2 separate regions of the Homo sapiens genome follow, and region 1 is linked to region 2. Evidence: chromatin contacts called from ENCODE Hi-C or POLR2A ChIA-PET data. All regions are on one chromosome and are shown on one strand. The core of a region is the stretch at or near the end of the contact, and the rest is flanking DNA. Distances in the headings are between cores, read along the strand shown. Region 1 holds the start of CRYL1 (crystallin lambda 1). Region 2 overlaps CRYL1 (crystallin lambda 1).

Region 1 (5,850 bases), core at 411-2,910, 110 kb before region 2:
GCAGCCTTGAACTCCAGGGCTCAAGAGATCCTCCTGAGTAGCTGGGACTACAGGAATGCACCACCACACCTGGCTAATTTAAATAAATCTGTATTTTTTTTGTTTGGTACCAGAAGGATTAAAGTTATAAATATATGTACACATAAATAAATAAATATATAAACACACACACACACACACACACACACACATATATATACACACACACTAGAGATGCGGGGGGGGGGGTTCTCACTATCTCGCACAGGCTGGTCTCAAACTCCTGGCTTCAAGCAATCCTCCTGCCTCAGCCTACTGAGTAGCTGAGACTACAGGCGGCACCAGCCTGGATAAGTTTTTTAATTTTTTGGTAGAGACAGGGGTCTCGCTTTGTTGCCCAGGCTGGTCTTGAACTCCTGGCCTCAAGCTATTATTTACTACTCAGCTTCCCAAAGCGCTGGGATTTCAGGCATGACTTTGCAGGGAGCAGCAAACAAGCCAGTCTGCTGCCCCCATAGCCTCCGGTAGTGAGCAGTCACAGGATGCTCACTCCCTGGGTGCCTTGATTATTATATTGGCTGCCTGTGTAACTGACTACAGAAACTGCTCCATCAGAAGATGGAAGCTTTGGAGCCTTGTATTCTCAGCCAGAGCAGGCGCGGTTGCTCAGGCTAGCGGCTGTCTCAACAATGTACTGTAACATTCCCTCCAAAAAGTCCTCAACATTTAAGCTTGCCTTCTACTGTGTGTAAGTTGCATGTCCGAAACACTCCATTACGGATATGGGAATATAATCAATCCATGTGACTTAGCCAATCTGATGAGTGAGAGATGACTTATCTTCCTTGTGTTACTTTTCATTTCTCTTGAGGTTGAATACTTTACAAATATTTATCGATAATTTGTGAAACTGTTCTTTAAAAAACAAAACAAAACAAAAAAACCTAACCCCTCCCCTGAGATTTCTCTTTCCACGTTCCTGACTCAGGGGAAACAAAGGAAGACTTCCTTTTATCATCTCAGTGTTGGCTGCGGTTCCAGCTTGAGTACTGTCTCCTCTGTCTAATGACTGTGTCATTTCCCGTTCAGCTTGTGCTGTGTGGACGCACACCACTGTCAGGCAATGTGTGATGCCCCTTCCTCTTGGTCTGTTCCGGGCTCCAAGAAGGCCAGGAGTCAGGGCACGAGGGCATTTCCTTTTTCTGATACATAAACCGAGTGCAGAGTGTGCTCCGTGGAGGAATTCAGACGTGTCCTTCCGTAGCGCAGATGAACGCATCAGGTGTTCTCTTTCACTGCTGTCGCAGTCCCTGCGCCCAGTTCGCAGTTGGCGGCAGCGGCAGGCGTCTTTCAGAGACGAATTAGCAAAGGGGACATTCTCTGACAGTTTCTCTAGGGTGCTTTAGCGCTAGAGCCCGTGCCAGCCTGCCCGTGTCCCCTCCTATAGACACGGACTTCACGGTGAATGCTGACAGTCACAAGCGCGTGGTCTTCCCGCTTTCCACCCCCCGACGTGCCCCCGCGCTGGTCCTGCCCCTGCCCACGAGGGTCGGCGCGCCGTGTGTCTCCCGGTGTCTCGGGCCCGCGGCGCGCACCCCACTCAGGGACCAAGCGGCCCTCCCCGCCCTCCCGGTCCGCGCGCGCAGCCAATGGGCGCGGGACCCGCCCTCCCCGGAGCCCAGAGCTCGCAGCTCCGCCGGCGCCTGGTCCCAGCGCCCGCGGCGCCGCGTCCCCGGCCCAACCATGGCGTCCTCCGCGGCCGGCTGCGTGGTGATCGTTGGCAGGTAAAGGGCTCCGAGCCGCGCTGCTGCCCCTGGAGCCCGGGGAGACGCCGGGGACGTGGTGCCCTCGCGTGGGGCCCTCGGGGTGGGCGCCGGGTCGCTGTCCCCGCCCCGGCCTCCGGTCCTCCGAAGCCCTGCGCCCTGCGGCCCCTACGGCGCTGGCGGGCTCGGGGAGAGGCGCGGCTGGAGGGGCTTGGCAGGTGGAGGCGCCCCGCGGAGTTGGGTCTGCTTCCCGGGAGCCAGCGTTGCAGGAGGTTCCGAGGTTGACCGCCCAGGCCGCGGGGCCTGCGGTTCCTGGACTCTGTTGAATGTCGCCGCGTCTGCCCGCAGGTCCACATAGAAGTGCCAGGCACCGTGTTGAATGAAACGAATTCTGGCTGCGATCCTGCGACGACTGTGTTCTCATCCCCATTTTACGAATGAGAATACTGAGACTAAGCAGTTTACCTAAGGTCACAGGCGTTTAGTGACGGAGACAGGACTAGCCCAGCAGGGAGGGTGCCAGCGCAGTCCTGTCGGCGACGATGTCGCTGGAGGCCGCAGCAGGTGTTAGGCGAACATACACGCAGTCCTAATTCCTGGGCGAGGCGATGTTTCCAGAGGGGAGGTGGGGGCCGATGGAGCCCAGAGAGTTTGCTAAGTGTGTCCATTTAACAGCTTAAATTCTGCCCAAACTGATTTTTAGTGTGTGCTTCCCCCACCCCGCCCCCCACCCCTACGGTTACAATCCTTGCTATTTTTGTTTTTTAAAAAGGGGCATTTGTATGTACCTTTCTTTGGCCAGCTGTTAGCAGCAATCTATAAACATGTTAATACTTGCTATTGATAGTTAAAAGCACCTTTTTGGTGACTGCTGTTGAGGTGTTGGCCTGCCCCCGACTCCGCCCCCCATCAGTGTACAACCCGGTGTGGAGACCACTTCCAATGTCAGGGTGTTTCCTTCCCACTGAAGGAAGGCATCAGATTCCTTGTTGTCAGCTTTCTTTTCTCCAGAGCAGTGGAGTTAACTGTGCCTTTGTTCTTTCTGGCCCATGAGTGCCCGTGGTTGAATAGTGAAGGCATATTAAAAAGTGCACTTTGGGCCGCGCGCGGTGGCTCACCCCTGTAATCCCAGCACGTTGGGAGGCCGAGGCAGGCGGATCATCTGAGGTCGGGAGTTCGAGACCAGCCTGACCAATATGGAGAAACTCCGTCTCTACTAAAAATACAAAATTAGCCGGGCGTAGTGGCACATGCCTGTAGTCCCAGCTACTCGGGAGGCTGAGGCAGGAGAATCCTTTGAACCCGGGAGGCGGAGGTTGCGGTGAGCCGAGATGGTGCCATTGCACTCCAGTCTGGGCAATAAGAGCGAAACTCCGTCTGAAAAAAAAAAAGTGCACTTTGTACCAGTGGTGGTAGTTACCTCTGTCTTGCATTTTATTAATAGTTACCAGAGTTTATGTGTGTGTGTATATATATACACTCACACATATATATACACACACAGTTTTTACACGCATGCGTGCGCGCACGCGCACACACACACAATTTTAATAGGATAGGGTCTCGCTCTGTCGCCCAGGCTGGAGTGCAGTGGCACTATCATGGTGGATCTCCACCTTCCGGGCTCAAGCCATCCTCCCACAGCAGGCATGTGTCACCATACCCGGCTGATTTTTAAAATTTTTAGGTAGAGATGGGGTCTCACCATCTTGCCCTGGTTGGTCTTGAACTCCTGGGTGCAAGCGCTTTGGCCTCCCAAAGTGTTGGGGTTACAGTTGTGAGCCACCTTGCTTGGCCTTGTATAGGTCCATCATGCCTTGGAGTAGTGTTATGCATGCACCTAATACATGTGAAGTAAAGTTTTAGTTGATTGTGCAGTTATCTGGCTGTGGGTGGCTCAGTCTACTGAGGAGGAGCTTCAGTTAACAGTTTACTTCTGATTCCTTGAGGGATGTTGATAAGGAATTAGAGAAAGGCTTCCAAACTTTAAGGACCACATAATTCTCTGGGGCCTCTGCTTGTTTCTTTGTTTTCTGGTGTGAAAATCTTGTCTTTCCCCCACCCTCAGCACTTCAGCACACACCCAGCTCTGCCTCTGGGACAGTGCTGGTTTCTTCCCTTCCTCTTTACCACCCTTCTTTCTCGTCCCTCTATTTCTTTCCTGGCCCCACAGGTGATTCCAAGGAACACCCACTTAACAAATAGGGCTTGGGGAATGTCAATTAATTTGCCAAAACCTGGTTCAGTTTCATTCTTAGGTTTCAACAGACCAAAATATACATATTTCAATTTCAGGAGCATATTGTGTTTTCAGCTTTCCTTATCAGTTTATAGATTTCATCTTGAAAGTACCTGCTAGGAATACAGTCCCACTTAATTCTTTTCCGCTGATCTTTTTCCAAAGTTCACTCTTCCTTAGGGCCACTTAGCTGTCCTATAAACATCCAGGGCAAGTCCCTTCAGAATGGGGAGGGCTTGAAAGAGGATGAGAGAAACTCTTTTGGGCCTAGGGCTGCAGGAAAATCTGGTAGTGATAACTTTTAAAAATGGGAGTAGAAGTCCAGGCATGGTGGCTCATGCCTGTAATCTCAGCACTTTGGGAGGCCTAGGAGGGCAGATCACCTGAGGTCAGGGGTTCGAGACCAGTCTGGCCAACATGGCGAGATCCCGTCTCTACTAAAAATACAAAAATTAGCCGGGCGTGGTGGTGCATGCCTGTAATCCCAGCTACTCAGGAGGCTGAGTCAGGAGAATCGCTTGAACTCAGGAGGCGGAGGTTTCAGTGAGCCAAGATCACACCACTGCACTCCAGCTGGGGGATAGAGTGAGACTCCATCTCAAAAAAAAAAAAAAAAAAAAAAAAGTAGAAATGGGTATCATGAAGATAAATTTGCATTGGAGTAGTGTTCTAAGGCTTTCATTTTGTTAGCCTTACCTTTATAAAACACTGTGTTTCTAAATCGCTAAAATATGAGTTCTGTATTTGTATACACACTGCAAGATTCAGCTTGTAGCCCTTGAGCTTGTTTAGAATAGGAACACAAAATGTTCCTGGTGCAGGGCATGCCCTTTCTCCTGTCCTGCTTTTTAGGGGGCACACTCTTTCAGGATCAAGCTCAGGGACTGTCTCCTCCAGGAAAAGTTCTGCTTCTGGGCCTTTCCCCTAAGGATAGAAACTGTATTGTTGCCATTTGTATCCACCATGCGTGGTCCCAATAGACAGATAGTTGAGCGTTTGTAACAGAGACTGCTTATTTTTTAACTGATGTGCCCTATGAAGGGCTTGGTAGGACGTTGTTTTATATCAAGAAAAACATCCCATAAACTAGAAAGGCAAGAAAGAAAGGTATCCTATAAACTACAGTCTCCTTCATTTTTTTTAATTCCAAAATTTTGTTTGGGGTGATTGTACTTTTTTTTTTTGAGACGGATTCTTGCTCTGTCAGGCTCAGGCTGAAGTGCAGTGGCACCATCTCAGCTCACTGCAACCTCTGCCTTCTGGATTCAAGCAATTCTCCTGCCTCAGCCTCCCAAGTAGTTGGGACTACAGGCACGAACCACCATTGCTGGCTAATTTTCGTATTTTTAGTAGAGACAGGGTTTCTCCATGTTGCCCAGGCTGGTCTCGAACTCCTGGCCTCAACTGATCCGCCCACCCTAGCCTCCCAAAGTGCTGAGATTACAGGCGTGAGCCACTACACCTGGCCTGTGCATTTTTTATAAGAAACTTTCTGAGGCATGAATTTTCTTTGAAGTGCTATTCTAGGTATTTTCCTGCTAATTTTTGTACACATACACAGCAAACCCTAGGATGCCCTCCTTGCCTTTTGAGTCAGCTTAGACACTAAATGTGCCCTTCGCAGGAGTTACTTAATAGCTCTTTCTGGCAAAATTTCCATAGTAGACTGAGATCATGAGTGTAGGAACAGTTTTACTTCAATTTTTACCCAGTAAATAAGTAACTGTAGCTGGAAAGATACTTTCAAATGTATCTAAAGTGAATTTATTCAAAATTAAGTGACATTAATGATAGAATTGAAGCAATTATATCACTTTTCTCCCCTGCTGCTTTGCTACTGTGTAACAGAATAAATGTTCATCTGCATTC
Region 2 (5,688 bases), core at 2,733-5,232:
GGAGTTCGAGACCAGTCTGGCCAACAAGGTGAAACCCCGTCTCTATTAAAAATACAGAAATTAGCCAGGTGTGGTGCTGTGCACCTGTAGTCCCAGCTACTTGGGAGGCTGAGGCAGGAGAATCACTTGAACCTGGGAGACAGAGGTTGCAGTGAGCCAAGATCACACCACTGCACTCCAGCCTGGGTGACAGAGCAAGACTCTGTCTCAAAAAAAAAAAAAAAAAAGAACCCACACCCCCACACCCATGAATCAGTGAGTACTCAGTGTCCACCGAGAGAGCCTCCAGTCAAATAGAGAGTAGAGTCTGGCCTTCCTCAACAAAACACTAGCAAACTGGATTCAATAGCACATTAAAATGATCCTATATTTAATAACATAATCAAGGGGAATTCATCACAGGGTGCAGAGATACTTTACCATAGGCAAATCTATAAATGTGATATGTCATGTTAACAGAATACAGGACAACCATATGATCATCTCAACAGATGCAGAAAAAGCACACGACAACATTCAGCATCATTTTATAATAAAACTCTCTTCAAATTAGATATAGAAGAAGTGTTCCTCAACACGATAAAGGTCATACGTGACACACCCACAGCAAATATACTCAATGGTGAAAAGTTGAAGGCTTTTCTTCTAAGATTAGGAACAAGACAAGGGTGCCTACTCTCACCACTTCTATCCAACGTAGTATGGAAGTCCTAGCCATAGCAATTAGGCAAGAGAAAGAAATAAAAGGTATTCAAATTGGAAATGAAGTTAAATTGTCACTGTTTGCTGGCAACATGATCTCATATATAGAAAACCCTAAAATTCTGTTGGAACTGATAAATAAATTCAGTAAAGTTGCAGGATACAAAGTCAACATACAAAGGTCGGTAGCATTTCTATACACTAACAAGGAACTACGTGAAAAAGAAATCAAGAAAACAATTCCATTTACAATAGCTGCCCCCAAAATGCTTAGAAATACATTTAATCAAGAAAGTGAAATATCTGTACACTGACAACTATAATTACACTGATGAAAAAACTGAAGAAGACACAAATAAATGGAAGGACATTCTGTGTTCATGGATTGGAATGATTAATATTGTTAAAATGTCCATACTGCCCAAGGTGATCTACAGATTCAGTGCAATCCCTATCAAACTTCCAGTGGCATTTTTCACAGAGTAGCGTGGCCCTTTGTTTGGAAAGACTGTAGATACCACTCGAGATGGGTTAGGATGCACATGACAAACTGTTGGAATGTGGGGCTCTTCCAAAAGGAGAGCAGGAGTGCAAGACTTTTCCAGAAAGGCTGGTGGCTTTGGCAGAGAAATGGCATCTAAGCATATTTGTAAAGCTTTCTCCTCCTCTATGTTAGAGTCAGAAGCTGCATGCCACCCGTGTGCAGAGCCAAGTCCAGCTCAGCTTTCCCACAGGTTTGCTTACACTTGCTGGGCGACCCCAGCCTGGCTGGAGGTGCAAGGGAGCACGTTTGTACCTTGTAATGATTTCTCTCTAGAGTAGTGCAGATGTTCGCAGGGATAATGTCAACTGCCACAGCAACTGGAATTCTATCTGCAAACTTTTATTTGCTGTGTTGGAATCATTAGTTAATTAGGACTTTTTTTTTTTTTTTTGGAAATGGAATTTCACTCTGTGGCCCAGGTTGGAGTGCAATGGCGTGATCTCGGCTCATGGCAATCTCCATCTCCCAGGTTCAAAGGCTTCTCCTGCCTCAGCCTCCCAAGTGGGTGGGACTACAGGCGCATGCCACCATGCCTGGCTAATTTTTTGTATTTTTAGTAGAGATGGGGTTTCTCCATGTTGGCCAAGCTGGTCTTGAACTCCTGACCTCAAATGATCGGCCTGCCTTGGCCTCCCAAAGTGCTAGGATTACAGGTGTGAGCCACCGCGCCTGGCCTTAATTAGGATTTTTTTTCTAGCAGCAATTTTCCATAAGAAGTAGACTATTTTTATACCATTATTTATTATTTTGTGGGTGGCCATTTTCTGAGTAGTCATATTGGTGAGCAACAAAACCCTATTGAAAAGAGAGATACTGCTGATTTATGAATTTAGAGATACCTGTATCCCCATTAATAAGCAAATAAATAACATCAACCACATACTCATTAAAAATCCCCAAAATGCTGCAAAGCTTCTATGTTAGTATTCTAACTCTAAAAATAAATAAATAAATAAATAAATAAATGAAAATGCTGTTACTATAACACCTTCTAGCAATCATTACCAATAGGTGCTTGAGCAGTGAATATAAATGATGGATTTCAGCTCCCTCAGTTTGAAGTTGGGAAGTTAACAGGCCAGGGGTAAGGGTCCCCAGAAGTAGAGGATGGGGGTAAGGAGCCCCCAAGAGAAAAGGCAAAGAGAAGAGAGGTGGGAGGTGACAAATGACACTGCATCCCTCTTCCCTTGTGGGAGCCAGCCTTTGTGCCTTCCATCAGCTGCAGGTAGAAGCCAGGTGAGAGGCCACTGGAGCCCTATGGGCCATCAAGGCAGGAAGCATCTCTGGGTAAAGATGTGGGGAGTAGGCAGATATGGGGCTTGTGCTCCATGGCTGTTTTTGGAGTCAGGGCTTACACTCTTTGGTTCAAAACTTATTGTAGTAAACTGTATTCCCAGAGGACCCCTCAATTAAAGTATCACTACCCTCATAGAATGGAAGTGAATGTATTCACATTCATACACAATGATGGATTCTTTTTGCTGTTGTATTTGTTGTAAAAGTCGAGGCTTTCCCTTTCTTTCAAACTCTATAATACTGTTGTTTTTCCCCCTAAAAGCATCATTATACACACAGTGTTCTAAGAAAAAGTGCACCAGGGAATTAGCACTGGGGCCTGAAGTACTCTGGAATGTCCCTTTTATTAGGGCAAAGTCTTTCCTCTCTTTCCTTTCCATTTTTTTTTTTGTTTGTTTGTTTCTATTTAAAAGCTCTATTTTAGGCTGGGCGCAGTGGCTCACGCCTGTAATCCCAGGATTTTGGGAGGCCAAGGCGGACGGATCATGAGGTCAGGAGATCGAGACCATCCTGGCTAACACAATGAAATCCTGTTTCTACTAAAAATACAAAAAATTAGCCAGGCGTGGTGGCGGGCCTGTAGTCCCAGCTATTTGGGAGGCTGAGGCAGGAGAATCGCTTGAACCCAGGAGGCGGAGGTCGCAGTGAGTTGCGATCACGCCACTGCACTCCAGCCTGGGCGACAGAGTGAGACTCTGTCTCAAAACACACACACACACACACACACACACACACACACACACACACACACACAACCTCTATTTTAAAGAAAAGTCAAAGGGAAAAACTCCACCTGTGTTTGCTCTACCCTAAGTCAATTGCTTTCATTTTCCTTTGTTCCTGTCTAGTCTCTATTATGAACATGCTACTCAAGTTTTTATTCATTCTTAATGGCTTTATGATATTTCATTTAGCTGGTCTTTTTTTTTTTTCTTTTAAATCCAATCTTTCCCTTACTGCGGGATGTTTTAAGGTCAGGCCTCAGTGAGCCTCTATGCACATATGGTTTCTTCTTCTGGAGTCTTTTCTGGAATAATTCTGGGAGTGGGCTCAGCCTGCGGGAGAGTAACATTTTTATAACTTGATAGATGTAGCTGAGATGCCTCCCAGAGGGGAGACCCGCCTCTCCTCCGGCAGCTGTGCACGTAGGCTTGTTCCCAGCAGCCTGGCCAGGGTGGTCCACCTGGTGTTTCTCATCTTCTTTCCCCGGAGCGCTGACTCCTGCGCGTCCTCTTGGAAGACTCTTGACAGGACGGGTGTTTTATGGGTGTGATTCAGTGTCCTCTTGCATCAGTTCAATGTGGTGGTGTTCAATCAACCCTTGTAGCGTTAGCAAAATTTGCTCAAGTCATTCCGCAGGAATGTCTGTGTCTTGCTTCCAAGAAAGCTTGTAAGTGCCGGCAACAGGCCAAGCAGCTCACAAACCTGACCACAAGCCTGTGAGTAATTGTGGGGCAGCACTTAGCAGTCTTTTATTTTCGACTTATTAAAGTCTCATCTTGGCCTCACCTTCTCCCTGGAAGGTGGCGTGGGTGGGAACCACTGGGTCAGATCTTTTTCACCCTTGCCGTGGAGCCAGTTTCCTGTTGCATGTGGGGGAAGCAACATGTGGTGAAGAGTATAGAAAACGAAAACATGTGGGTACAGTATGTATAAGTGGAGGGAACAAACTCATAATTCCAACTAGTTTCTCATGAGAGACTCATGAATCATTGTGGTAGTTCTCAATATAAACTTAATCTAGGCCGGATGTGGTGGCTCACACCTGTAATCTCAGCACTCTGGGTGGATCACTTGAGGTCAGGAGTTTGAGACCAGTCTGACCAACATGGAGAAACCCCATCGCTACTAAAAATACAAAATTATCCAGATGTGGTGGCTCACACCTGTAATCCCAGCACTTTGGGAGGCTGAGGCGGGTGGATCACTTGAGGTCAGGAGTTTGAGACCAGCCTGACCAACATGGAGAAACTGTGTCTCTACTAAAAATACAAAATTAGCTGGGCGTGGTGACGCATGCCTGTAATCCCAGCTATTTGGAGGCCGAAGCAGGAGAATCGCTTGAACCTGGGAGGCAGAGGTTGCAGTGAGCCGAGATCCTGCCATTGCACTCCAGCCTGGACAACAAGAGCAAAACTCCATTTCAAAATAATAATAATAATAATAAACTTAATCTCTAACTCTGTTACTCCCTGTAGCATTTGCAAGGACCCTAGGGCTGGATGTTTCTCAGAGGGATAGTCTAGTACCCTAGCTCATGCTCGAGTTACTTCTGTGCAAGTGACTGTTCTTGTCTGGGTCTGTCCTTGAACATCTCTGGAGATGAGAAAATCACCGAGATTTAACTTTGTTCCATCCTTTCTTTCACTAGAGATTGAGATGGACGTGCTGGTGTAATCCTTTCTTCTTGGCCGCTGCCCTGGGGTGATCCACACAAGCCCAGTGCTTTCTTCATGTCGCCCTCGTAGGGCTGAAGGTGGCAGAGTACTCTACTTCTCGCTGTTGCGTTTCTTTATTTGACACTCACCTAAGATAAAACCTTTTGTGACTCCTGACTCTTAATTTTTCTCCTGTTTCTCAGTTGACAGTGGACTTATGCCCAAACTCTAGCTGAGGAGTGGAAGAACTTGAATAGAACCTCATCCAAATTCCTGGGTAGCAAGTCTGTGTTCCTGCTGGTGATAGTAGTAGTAAAGTTATTGTAGTGTTTGCACAAGAAAAATGTGAAAATTCAGGACCAAGTTTGGGGGAAAAGTAGAGCAAAACAAAATAGAAGATCAAAAGCTGGGAATTAGTAAAAAAGAAGTGGATGAGGAAGAATGGTATGAAGAAAAATGAGAAAAGCAAATGAAAATGAGGCCATGCAAAAAATACATGAATCAGAAAATTAAATCTAGGAATGGGATGATTATAGAGAAGGAAAGATGGTTCGGTGTAGCTGGTGATCAGTAGAGGAGATAGTCACGGAGGAGGATTTATCCATCAAATATCGTGTGCCTCCACCACACAAGTTTCTCTCCTGCCTTCCTCTTCTTCTGGGACTGTCCGAAGGACCAGAGTAAGTACCACAGCATCTGTTAACCCTTTGCTATTGTTAATTGTTAGATGTGTCTTGCTTCCTCTTCTCCCCATCCCCACCCCACAAA

Evidence for each region. A loop is a pair of places that touch in the nucleus more often than their neighbours do. ChIA-PET counts read pairs that join two places held with the same protein, here RNA polymerase II (POLR2A). Pooled maps may share reads with other maps.
Region 1: a loop to region 2 is called in a pooled map, with 10 times the contacts of the local background. The contact joins the promoter of CRYL1 here to the enhancer-like site in region 2. A Hi-C loop is called at or near these places in 2 of 37 single-sample maps with no recorded cell type and 11 of 50 pooled maps. POLR2A ChIA-PET finds 5 or more read pairs at or near these places in 4 of 52 experiments (BJ, GM12878, Panc1 and 1 more).

The regions. Positions count from the first base shown.
Region 1 is chr13:20,521,667-20,527,516 of GRCh38, reverse strand. It overlaps CRYL1 (crystallin lambda 1), which reads left to right and starts at 1,660. Exons shown (of 8, transcript NM_015974.3): 1 at 1,660-1,763. The coding sequence starts at 1,723. RefSeq lists an enhancer at 1,145-1,254 and a silencer at 1,435-1,984.
Region 2 is chr13:20,418,310-20,423,997 of GRCh38, reverse strand. All of the region lies in intron 5 of CRYL1 (crystallin lambda 1), which reads left to right. Among named protein-coding and RNA genes, the nearest start is that of MIR4499, 13 kb to the left of the region's middle. RefSeq lists an enhancer at 3,772-4,971. Within about 2 kb of position 3,982, at least 17 of the 41 ENCODE cell types and tissues checked have a DNase peak (open chromatin) inside an H3K27ac peak, as active enhancers do; they include Panc1, where a contact is called at or near this core.